Regions from separate parts of the Homo sapiens genome. Here regions 2 and 3 are each linked to region 1. Evidence: chromatin contacts called from ENCODE Hi-C or POLR2A ChIA-PET data. All regions are on one chromosome and are shown on one strand. Each heading gives the region's core, a stretch centred on a gene start or an enhancer-like site at or near the end of the contact. The rest is flanking DNA. Distances are from core to core; before and after follow the strand shown.

What was found. Hi-C counts contacts between places; a loop is a spot of excess contacts on that map. ChIA-PET counts read pairs that join two places held with the same protein, here RNA polymerase II (POLR2A). Pooled maps may share reads with other maps.
Region 2: a loop to region 1 is called in a map with no recorded cell type, with 2.3 times the contacts of the local background. The contact joins two enhancer-like sites. A Hi-C loop is called at or near these places in 2 of 37 single-sample maps with no recorded cell type and 6 of 50 pooled maps.
Region 3: a loop to region 1 is called in a map of Calu3, with 3 times the contacts of the local background. The contact joins two enhancer-like sites. A Hi-C loop is called at or near these places in 1 of 168 maps with a recorded cell type or tissue (Calu3) and 1 of 50 pooled maps. POLR2A ChIA-PET finds 5 or more read pairs at or near these places in 3 of 52 experiments (Caco-2, H1 and PC-3).

Annotation. Positions count from the first base shown.
Region 1 is chr6:10,031,657-10,035,036 of GRCh38, forward strand. It overlaps the pseudogene OFCC1. Among named protein-coding and RNA genes, the nearest start is that of TFAP2A-AS2, 370 kb to the right of the region's middle. Within about 2 kb of position 1,680, at least 3 of the 41 ENCODE cell types and tissues checked have a DNase peak (open chromatin) inside an H3K27ac peak, as active enhancers do.
Region 2 is chr6:9,531,123-9,534,502 of GRCh38, forward strand. No RefSeq gene overlaps it. Among named protein-coding and RNA genes, the nearest start is that of TFAP2A-AS2, 870 kb to the right of the region's middle. Within about 2 kb of position 1,654, at least 2 of the 41 ENCODE cell types and tissues checked have a DNase peak (open chromatin) inside an H3K27ac peak, as active enhancers do.
Region 3 is chr6:10,314,943-10,318,322 of GRCh38, forward strand. No RefSeq gene overlaps it. Among named protein-coding and RNA genes, the nearest start is that of TFAP2A-AS2, 88 kb to the right of the region's middle. RefSeq lists an enhancer at 20-741. Within about 2 kb of position 1,534, at least 5 of the 41 ENCODE cell types and tissues checked have a DNase peak (open chromatin) inside an H3K27ac peak, as active enhancers do.

The sequences.
Region 1 (3,380 bases), core at 430-2,929:
ATGGCTAATGTATGTTTTTACAAAATTGATCACCACTTGCAGATATGAAACTGGAGAATATCTGAGAAAATTGCTAATGGGGCCTATTGTTTAGAAGTACGCCAAAGCAAATACCAAAGGCTTTGATTCTGGGTTACAAAGGTCACCCAGAAATCTTATGAAATTTAAGCTGTGATTGTTAACCTGCTAAAAGTTACCACGTTACTTAACACTTGTGATCTTATCTAAGAGACATATGGTATAAATATTTCCAAACATTTCTAAGAACAATTTTGTTTTATCAAAGGGAATATTATTTAACAATTCTCTTTACTTTATGGGCCTTTAGCAAAACTCTTGCTGCTGCCTGGAAGAAACAGAAAACCTGAAAATGGTATTTTAGATTAATTTAATTTAGATTTCCTTTGAACAAATTACAGTCTCTACAGCAACCCTGGTGGATTGCGTCTGGAATCTGAAGCAGCCTTGGTCCCAGGCATCCCATGAACACCGTTCTGTAAAAATGGAAAGAACTGATGAGGTGCTGAGCGACTAGCAGAAACTTCTTATCACTGTGGGTGATGTTTAGTTCTGGAGCCATCGTCTTTCCTAAGAATTCAACAATGGCTTCCCTTCTCCAGACAGAGATTACTTTAAACAGAGAATGGTAAATCACGCATGGAAAGGTCATTTTACATTGAATTTTGTGAAGTATGCCTTGATATATATTTTCTGTTTCTTACATACTTTTCTTCTTGGTTTATTTTATCTATATTTAGAAAGATATAAAACAATCAAAATTACTTAGATGGAGAAATAAAAGCTGTAAGGCAAATTAAAGCTTATAATTTAGTATTCTCACTAAGATATCACGTTAAAATATTTTTCTTCTCAAAGGTATATCCATATTTTTCCCAGACTGAAAAATTGATTTTCTTTCTTTCGTTTTTCAGAGCCACCCAGCTTCATTTTACTTTTTAAAAATGTTTTTAGTGCCACCTTTCACTTGTATAAATTACGCATCTCAACTTTTACCTTTAGGTTTGGGGTAAAATAACTGCTTTTTGTTTGCCATTGGCTAGGGTCTTTGCTTTATACCACTTGATTCATAGTAGATACTAAACACGTTCATATTTTTTCCATGTCATATACTAAATAGGTGCAGTATAATGTTACCTCATTTTCTCACCTATCAGACTTATTATCCCACAAAAATCTTACGTTAAAAAAATCTCTTAACTGCAATAATGGTTTGATTGTGGTAACTACTGAGGGATTGAAAAACTACTGTTCTTTCGGCCCCATCTTTCATAAAAATGTCTCATTTTAGGAAACATGGGTGTAGTCAAGGTAGAAAAAAAATTTCCTTGTGGTCTATTGCATGGAATCCAATTCTTAAGACATATAAGATAAATATTTACTTTTTTAACTGTGTTGAAATAACTATCATCAAATAGTGGTTGCAAAAAATTGCAGTGTATACCTCATGTTCAAATAAAGTCCAGGTTTTGCATTTCAATCCATCTCTCCTGCCTCAGTGCTCCCTTTCAAAGGGACCTGAGACCCAGTGCAGAAGTGGGTGGGGAAGGCTGAGCCCAGCAGGGTGAGAACGATGAGGTCTCTGTAGGTTACAACATCTGCTGGGCAGATAACATCTGCAGATAATGACAGGGCAGGGGTGAGGGGTAGAAAGGCCAAGCTATGCAAAAGCGGCAGAGCATGGGGGAGGGAGGGGAGCTGTTGCAAGAGTTCCTGGCATCCACTATTTCCCACTGAATCATTAATCGGCAGCCTCACCATTTAACCTGTGTGGATCGCAGAGCGGCATGGTGCCCTCGACAAATGGATATTGTTTAACTTCTCTTTTCACTCGAAGAAAAACAAGGACAGTGATTGCAATGACACTGGATGTTTGCGCTGTTTGATAAGTGATGACTAACACGTCTACTACTTTTAACAATTTTTGCTTTCCTCTCCTAACTGGAGCTATGTGGCACTGAAGTGAGAGAAAGCTAATACAGTAAATGGAAACCGCTGTCAGTAGGAACCAGATTAGTCAATCCTTATAGCAAAAGTGAATTTCAGATAACAGCTCAAGCATGACCACTCTGATCACAGCCTCCTGTTTATGTATACAGAGGAACAATGAAGTGCCCTGGCAATTACTGCAAATACATTCCTCAAGCTTTCAGGCGATGCCAAGCTTAAAATTGTGGTCAACTGAAGTGGCAGAAGCAGTATCAACTCGGAATTCATTGTGGCAATTGTAATTAAGTCACGTATTTTGTCTCTCTCTATCTCTCTTCATGCTAAATGTATAGATATTTAAACCACTGTGGACATACAAAACTATAAGACTGCAATTCTCTCTGGTAGAATGTTTTCACTTCTGCTCATGGAATTGAACCATGAAGAGGGAATAAAGTGACAAACTCTCTTATCCATATAGGGACATTGCATAAAACCATGCTAATCTTTCCAAAGGTTTTATTTGTTACTTAAAATGTTTGCAAACCTACAATTGACAAAAGTAAAAAAGCAGAATTCATGCACAAATAAGAAAAAAAGTTCATTAGTAATAACGGCAAATTAAGATAGCAACGGATACCTTTTTCACCTAATAACTTTAAAAAGGTTCAAGATTATGCCCAGTGCCCATACTGTTGTGGAAAATCAGGGTTAGTTTATTAACAATCATAAGAAGCATTAGGAAGCTGTGGCTTCAAGCTGCCTGGCTTCATATCTTACCTGCTGGGTAACCTTGGGCAAATTACTTAACCTCACAGCACTTCAGTTTCCTGAACAGAAAATGAGGACAATGATTCTATCCACTCCGCAGTGCCATTGTGAGGACTAAATTTTAAAATGCAGGTAAAGTATTTATCCATGTGCCTGCCATTTGACATAAACCAGCTATTATGTCTATTAACAGTGTGTTACATCTTGTAGGCATTACATCACTGGATTCTCAAGCATAACTGTGTTATGGTTGCAACTACATCAGAATGTGCCTATGACTATAAGCAAAGATTGGAAGAAAAATCATGTAATTAAAAATCATCAAGGCCAGGCCCAGTGGTTCACGCCTGTAATCCCTGCACAGGGAGGCGAGTGGATCACCTGAGGTCAGGAGTTGGAGACCAGCCTGGCCAACATGGTAAAACCCCGTCTCTACTAAAAATATGAAAATTAGTTGGGCGTGGTGGTGCACACCTGAAATCCCAGCTACTCGGGAGGCTGAGGCAGGAGAATCACTTGAACCCAGGAGGTGGAGGTTGCAGTGAGCCAAGATTGTGCCATTGCACTCCAGCCTGGGCGACAAGAGCGAAACTCTGTCTCAAAAAAAAAAAAAAAAAAAAAAAAAAAAATCATCAACATATGATGAGACAATTATTTTTTTT
Region 2 (3,380 bases), core at 404-2,903, 500 kb before region 1:
AAAAAAAAGAAGTTATAATTCCCAAATTAATCTCTAAATTAAACTGAAGTCAATAAAATACCAAAAAGCTGCTGTTTAAAATAAAATGGTGACAGAAGATGAAAATGGCCAAAAAAAAAAAAAAAAAAAAAAAAAAGACACCACTGGAGAATGGCAAGATGGGAGAAATTTGTGAAGACAAGTAAGATATACTTGCAAGTACTATATTATTAGCTCAATTACTAAACAAGGATAGAACAGAAACTATGAAAACAGACACCTGTACATATGTATTTACATATATACATATATGTTTATAGTATATATATGTGTGTGTATATATATTCTATATACATATATATGCATGCATGTATATACACAGTACATACATATATACTATATTTATACATATACATATATAGTATACTGTACACTGCACTTATATACTAAGGTGTACATATATATATATTTATGTGTGTCTCTGCTCTGTTCCAGTGGTTTGTGTATATATGTGTATGTGTGTGTGTATTTATATATAGATGTCTATCTCCCATGACAGAAGTAAAATTATAAATTAATATGGAGATAATGGCTGATGCATTTAATAGTAATGCAAATACTTTTTAATCTGTAGGAAAAAAAATTAGATTTCGAATTCATATCCTGCACAAAAATGTGTGGATTTATAGCTTAAGTACAAAGACAAAGCTTTACATTCCTAGAAGGAAATATAGAAGAATATCTTAATAAATTAAGGGTTAAGGAATAATTTCTTAGGGACCCTAAAATACAGGCCATGAAGAAGAAACCTAGAAAAGTTATTAAATTAAAATTAAGATTTTAAAAATATATAAAATATATACATATATGTTCCATATATGTATTCAAACATCTATACATATAGATAGGGTAAAAATATTAACAAAAAATCTAAGTAAAATGTGCAGATGTGTTCTTTGTACTATTTTTATTCTTAAAACATTTCTGTATGTTTGAGATCATTGTCAAGTAAAAGTATTTTAAAAGACAATATAAGGAGACTAAAAATAGTAGCTACAGACTAAAGAACAAAAACAATCTAGGGCACAAAGAAAAGCTTATCTAGAATATATAAGGAAATATAATAAATCACTAAGAGAAAGAATCCAACATAAAAATGAGCAAAGCATGTGAACAGGCAATTCATAGGACAGAAACACTAAATGATCTTAAACATATGAAAACATGATCAATTCCACTAATCAAAAAGGAGTTGCAAATTAAAGTGAGATACCTTGTGTTTTTATCCAAGTGATAAAAGTTAAATATTTTGAAAAAAGAAAGCTAAGAGTGTTGAAAAAATGGAAGTCTCATGTGCTTCTGGTGGAAGAATAAATTGGTACAACCACATTGGGGAACAATTTGTAGTACGTGTATGTAGGAGTCAAGTCATTATTGACAGCAGAATGTCCCAGACATTGTTGAAAGGGGGAAATACTTCCTTTGAAAATGAAATGCTGCCTATCTGGGTTGACCTGCTGGGGCTAGTTTCAGAGACTGGCTGTTTTCTGCACCCTTTCTTACAAAATAGTCCTAGCAGTACAGATGCTCTCAACAACTGCCTCAGTACTGAAGCTACACATCAGCTAGATCTACATCAGATAATGAGATGGAAGCCAATGACTCAGCAAGCCAGTTGGTTGTTTCCAAATATACACACCTTTGTTTTCCAGAGTAAAGTTTTACACAAAACGATTTCAACACACATGGTGGCAGAATATCAAAACAACTCCGACAGTGACATTTGGCTAAAGTGATGAGAGGTGGGATTTTAATGTGCAAGCTTGATTAAAATAATAAGTTTCATCATTGCTACTTTGTTTTGATAATTTAAGTGCAAGTGAAAAACAGCAGAAGGTATTGTTTCTTTGGAAGGAGCTCTCATGACTCAATGCTTTAAATGCTCTCTGACTCCTTGAAGTTTTCCCTTTGTGACAATTTATCACTCTGTAACAGGCAAAGCATTTTTTGAGTTTTTGCAACAGCCCTCAGACAGAAACTTACCCCTATTCCTGTTAAAAAATGTTTGCTGTTGAATATTGTAATTCTCACGTATATCTTTTTCATGTCCACTAATGCCTGAGTTTGCTTTTAGGTATGCTTCTCCAGGGATAATTTTATTAAAATGAACTTATATGAAGTGTTATGTCATTATTTGCTACTCATTTGAGTCAATCATTCCTTTCAACCACAGATTTTATTGAGTGCCAACAAGGTGACTTGCTGTGACCCCAGTGCTGGATACAATAACAGCCAACATTTATTGAACATTTATTATGTGGCAGGCATTGTTCTGACAGTTTTATGTGAATTACCTCATTCATTCTTTCCAAGAACTCTATGAGGTAGACAGTATTATCCCATTTTACAGGTGAGGAAACAGTTGCAAAGGGAGGTTGAATTATTTGTTCCAGGTCACTCAGCTAGCAAGTAGTAGATCTGAGATTTAAACATGGACAAGCTGGCTTTAGAGAATATACTTCTAGCTAGTAAGTGATTTTGCCTCTTCTAAAAAGTAAATCTATTTTATGTCATCAATATCAAAAAACAAAAGTAGGCATGGTAGATTTTGCACCATAGTACATAATAATTTTAACAAGTGTGCCATTTTCATAGTTACAGTTTAGCAAAATTATTGAACCCATTGCTTCCCTTTAACCTTTTTTGAGTTCAATGTAGAAAAAAGATGGCATTGGAAATTAACGTTTAAAGGTCAGACTTGTGGGTCTTGACAATTACTAAGTTGTGGAGGTTTCAAAATGTGGAGGATGCGGAGTCAAGATATTCTAAGGAAAGAAACTGGCTGAGAGGTTTAGACAGCTGAGCAAATGCATCAGGGAAGCAGGCAGCCTCGAACCAGGCATAGTGAGGTTCTGGCATAGGGTCAAATGTTGAGTTTCAGTAACTCGTCACTTTTCTCAGTCCTTGCTTTCTACGTCCGTTCCTTTAGGATTCGGGTCTTGTTTCTGCTCCCAGTTCTTGCAGGGATTACTGTATGGTTGTTCAAGGGTCATTTACCTCATTTGTGTTACCTCATCTTATCCTCATAGTTTCAATGGTAAGAAGCAAAGATGATGTTCACTTTTCTGGAGTACACTGGCTTCAGAGGTATTATGAAACTTACCCAATATATCATCATTAAAAAAAGGCAGGACTTAGAGCACAGCCCTGTAACCTAGGACTCTGGACTATCTCTAGAAGGCCCATCTAATCATTCCATCTTTAAAGGAAAACATAAAACCTACCTTGGCACAGCTCCCTTCTTAACTCTGGACCTTGGACTGTCCTTCAGTGCTCAGATCTCATCTTCCCATGTTACTCTCAAGATTGAAATTAAATTGCCACACCCAATAACGCAACCC
Region 3 (3,380 bases), core at 284-2,783, 280 kb after region 1:
AGGGGAAAAAACAGTGGTGGAGAGATAAAATCTTTAAAATGTTGCATTAGGAGTTCTTCTCTTTTCCTCCCTTTACTTTGTGTGAGGACAGTGACTGCCGCAGCTAGCCGCTCCCTCAGCCACCCTGAATGTATAGTTGCCTCCAGTGCCCCAGGGCCAGAAGAGATTTCTTTACGGGAGATGCAATCAGCTCTAACCAATCAGTAAGAAGGGTTAATCAGCTGATCGATTGGTCCCTGAGCAGCTGGGACCTGGCTCCTCTCTGACTGGCTCTAGCCTGGCCTTGGGGTAAGAGGTTGGGAACTTTTAATTATCCACAGCAGCCACTGCTCTGATTGAATGGTCAATGGGTTTACTACTGAGGCGGCGCTGCTTGAATAATAATAGAAAACAATGTGGATGCCGGCAAGTGCAAACAGAGGGCCAGAAAAGGCACTTGGATATGTAGAATGCACGTTAAGATGAGTTAATTGCCTGGCAGAAACCAAATTTCAAAGGTCTTGAAAGGTGTTTTATGGAAGCAGAGTAGATGCTTGGGGAGGCATCAGCGAGATCACATTTTTTTCTTTTGTGACTCTTGGGTCTGTGACCATTGCTGGCTACACAATGTTGCCCCAGGACAAAGGATAACTTGCTTACCCCAGTGGTTAAAGAAATGATCACTGGAGGAAATCTGTATTTTGACATTTGCAGGCACTGTCAGGGTTTAATTATTTTTCTTTGTAAACTTCCTTGAAAAATAATCATTCCCTAGTTCCACTATGTAAGATGTGCTCATGGGGTGGGGAGGTTGGGTGGCATAATTAAATCATGCCAAGAAATATAGCGTTAACACCCAAAGGTTTTTAAAAGCTTTGTTCGACTGTGTGTTGTGGAGATCTTTCTACTTCACCCTCCCTAAGCAGAATAAATCATCAATCCAATAACTCACTACAATATGCTGATCTTTCCTTTCCCGGGTTAAACAGCTCACTCGTAGTGGTTCCTTCTTCCCTTGAACATAAAAACCAACAAGTGCCTCCAAATAAAAATGGTATTTGTGTTCAAGTCCTCTGAGAGTGTCACAGTGGAGGCAAATGCCCCAAAAGGGCAAACAGCTCCATGCCCTGGCAGTGGGGTTAGCAAAAGATGTAAGCAATTTCACAGAACTGCTGAAAAGGATGTTTGAGTTCAATTTTTTTAAAAAAAAGAAAGAATAGTCCATTTGGCACAGAGACTCACGTTTGGAGGGGTGGTGGGAAAAGGCAACTAGACCCCTCTGGAAGGTATCCCCTGGAATCCTGGTCAAGATCTTCAAATTATCAGAGATCAGAAATCATCCTATTTCAGCAGATTCCACGTTAAAAATGTGCCTTTCTCCAGTGATCTCACATAAACACTAGAGCTCATCAGGCTCCGCTGGAGTCATTACTATTTATATTACCATACCCTGGCTGTGTGCAGTCAATTCATAATTGTCCAGTTTTTCTAATTAATCACAAAAGATTTTTGTTTTGCCTGCAGCTAGTTCTGGGGTGACTCACGACGGCAAGCCAAAGCTCATACATCAAACACAGGCCCTCTCTCACTCCAGCCTTCTGCTGGGAAGGCTGCTCTGCGCCTCTCGACCAAAGAGGCACGCACTGGGCATGTGCGGCCCCGGGCGCAGGAGAAGCCGGAGATCCGTCCTCTACTGTGTGACTTGTTATTTTTATCTGATGCTTGCATTCTCGGGCCAAGTCAGACCCAAAGAGCACGGCCAGGTTTCTAAATTCAGAGCCCTGTTGCTCTGGTTCCTGTTCCTCCCTCTTTTCTGTGTTCCTCCTCGTTGTCTTTCATCAAATTAAGACTATAGTGCTTCCAAGAGAGAGATTAGGACATCATTTTTCATATTCTTCAGTCCTTTCAATGGTGACCTTTTATGGAGGCAACAACAAAGAATGTCACCAGAAGAAGGAGGGAAGAAAGCACAGCTTCTGCATTTTATTCTACCAAATCCACATCAAGGCAGGGCAGGAGGAAATATCTTTTTTTTTTTTTTTTTTGACTGAGTTTTGCTCTTGTTGCCCAGGCTGAAGTGCAATGGCGCAATCGCAGCTCACCGCAACCTCTGCCTCCCGGGTTCAAGGGATTCTCCTGCCTCAGCCTCCCGAGTAGCTAGGATTACAGGCATACGCCACCATGCCCAGCTAATTTTTTGTGTGTTTTTAGTGGAGACGGGGTTTCTCCAATTTGGTCAGGCTGGTCTCGAACTCTCGACCTCAGGTGATCCCCCCACCTTCGCCTCCCAAAGTGCTGGGATTACAGGCGTGAGCCACCCACCTGGCCGGACATATCTATTTAATGTGCAGTTTATCTTACTGAAAGGTATTTCGGCAGGTGACCCGTTGGAAATGTGTCTGGTGCAAATAACCTCTAGGATTGCTAGGAAGGGGCCCAGGGCCACCACTGGCCTGAGTCAAAGCAGCTGGGTTTGCCTAATAGAAATGATCAGAGGGTCAACTGGAAGGAGGCAGGCAGAGGCCGCCTGTGTAACCTGCATTGCATGTGAAGAATTTCAAGGTGAGATCAATCTATTTGGAAGATCTTGTTTGATCACATTCGGTCTGCGTAGGCGTTGGCACAGGGTCAGCACAGTGACAGGAAAAAGCATGGCGCTTGCTCTATGAAATCTTCAGGACTCAAGCAGATGCTTTGGAACTGTCAGATGACTCCTAGTTGCTGATTTTATATATTGATTAATTTTGCAAGCCTCATATACTTAATACTATTCTTGATATGTCCTGATAGCAGATATAGTCCATGTAGCACCGGATATAAACTTTTCCTTGTGTAAGACACTGTTTACAAGTCCACAATGCTCCCACCTGCCGATCTCCCCAAACCCCACTTGTCCTTTAGGTTTAACTAGATATCACCTCTGCTGAGAACTCAGTCTCCCCTGACCACTCACCCCCCATCCCCAGACACCTGTTCCTGACACCTGTGAGATGCGTCTTTTCTGCACTCCCGTCAAAGCCTATGCTGCCTGTGTCATAGCACACGTCACAGGCTGTTGAAATTACTTTTGTGCCTGCCTGCTTCCCTCGCATGGCCATGTGCCCTGTGAGAGGAGGGATCGTGGTGCTCATCCTAAGCTCGGCCCGTGACTCCATGTGTGCCTCCAGGAGAGAAATACCTCTGAGAAGAGATTTATCATTGGATGGGAAGGTCATAGTGAGTGTGAAGGAGAACGATGATGAAACTTAACTTTTTAGATTTATTTCCCAAGTTATTTACCCTTCTAGTGTTACCTTCACCTGTCCACCCCCTCACTGGTGCCCTATTCTGTTAACTCCAGAGAATTCAGTCTCCCTCGCCAGCCCCTGCATTCTTTAGTTCATTTTGAATCATAACAACAA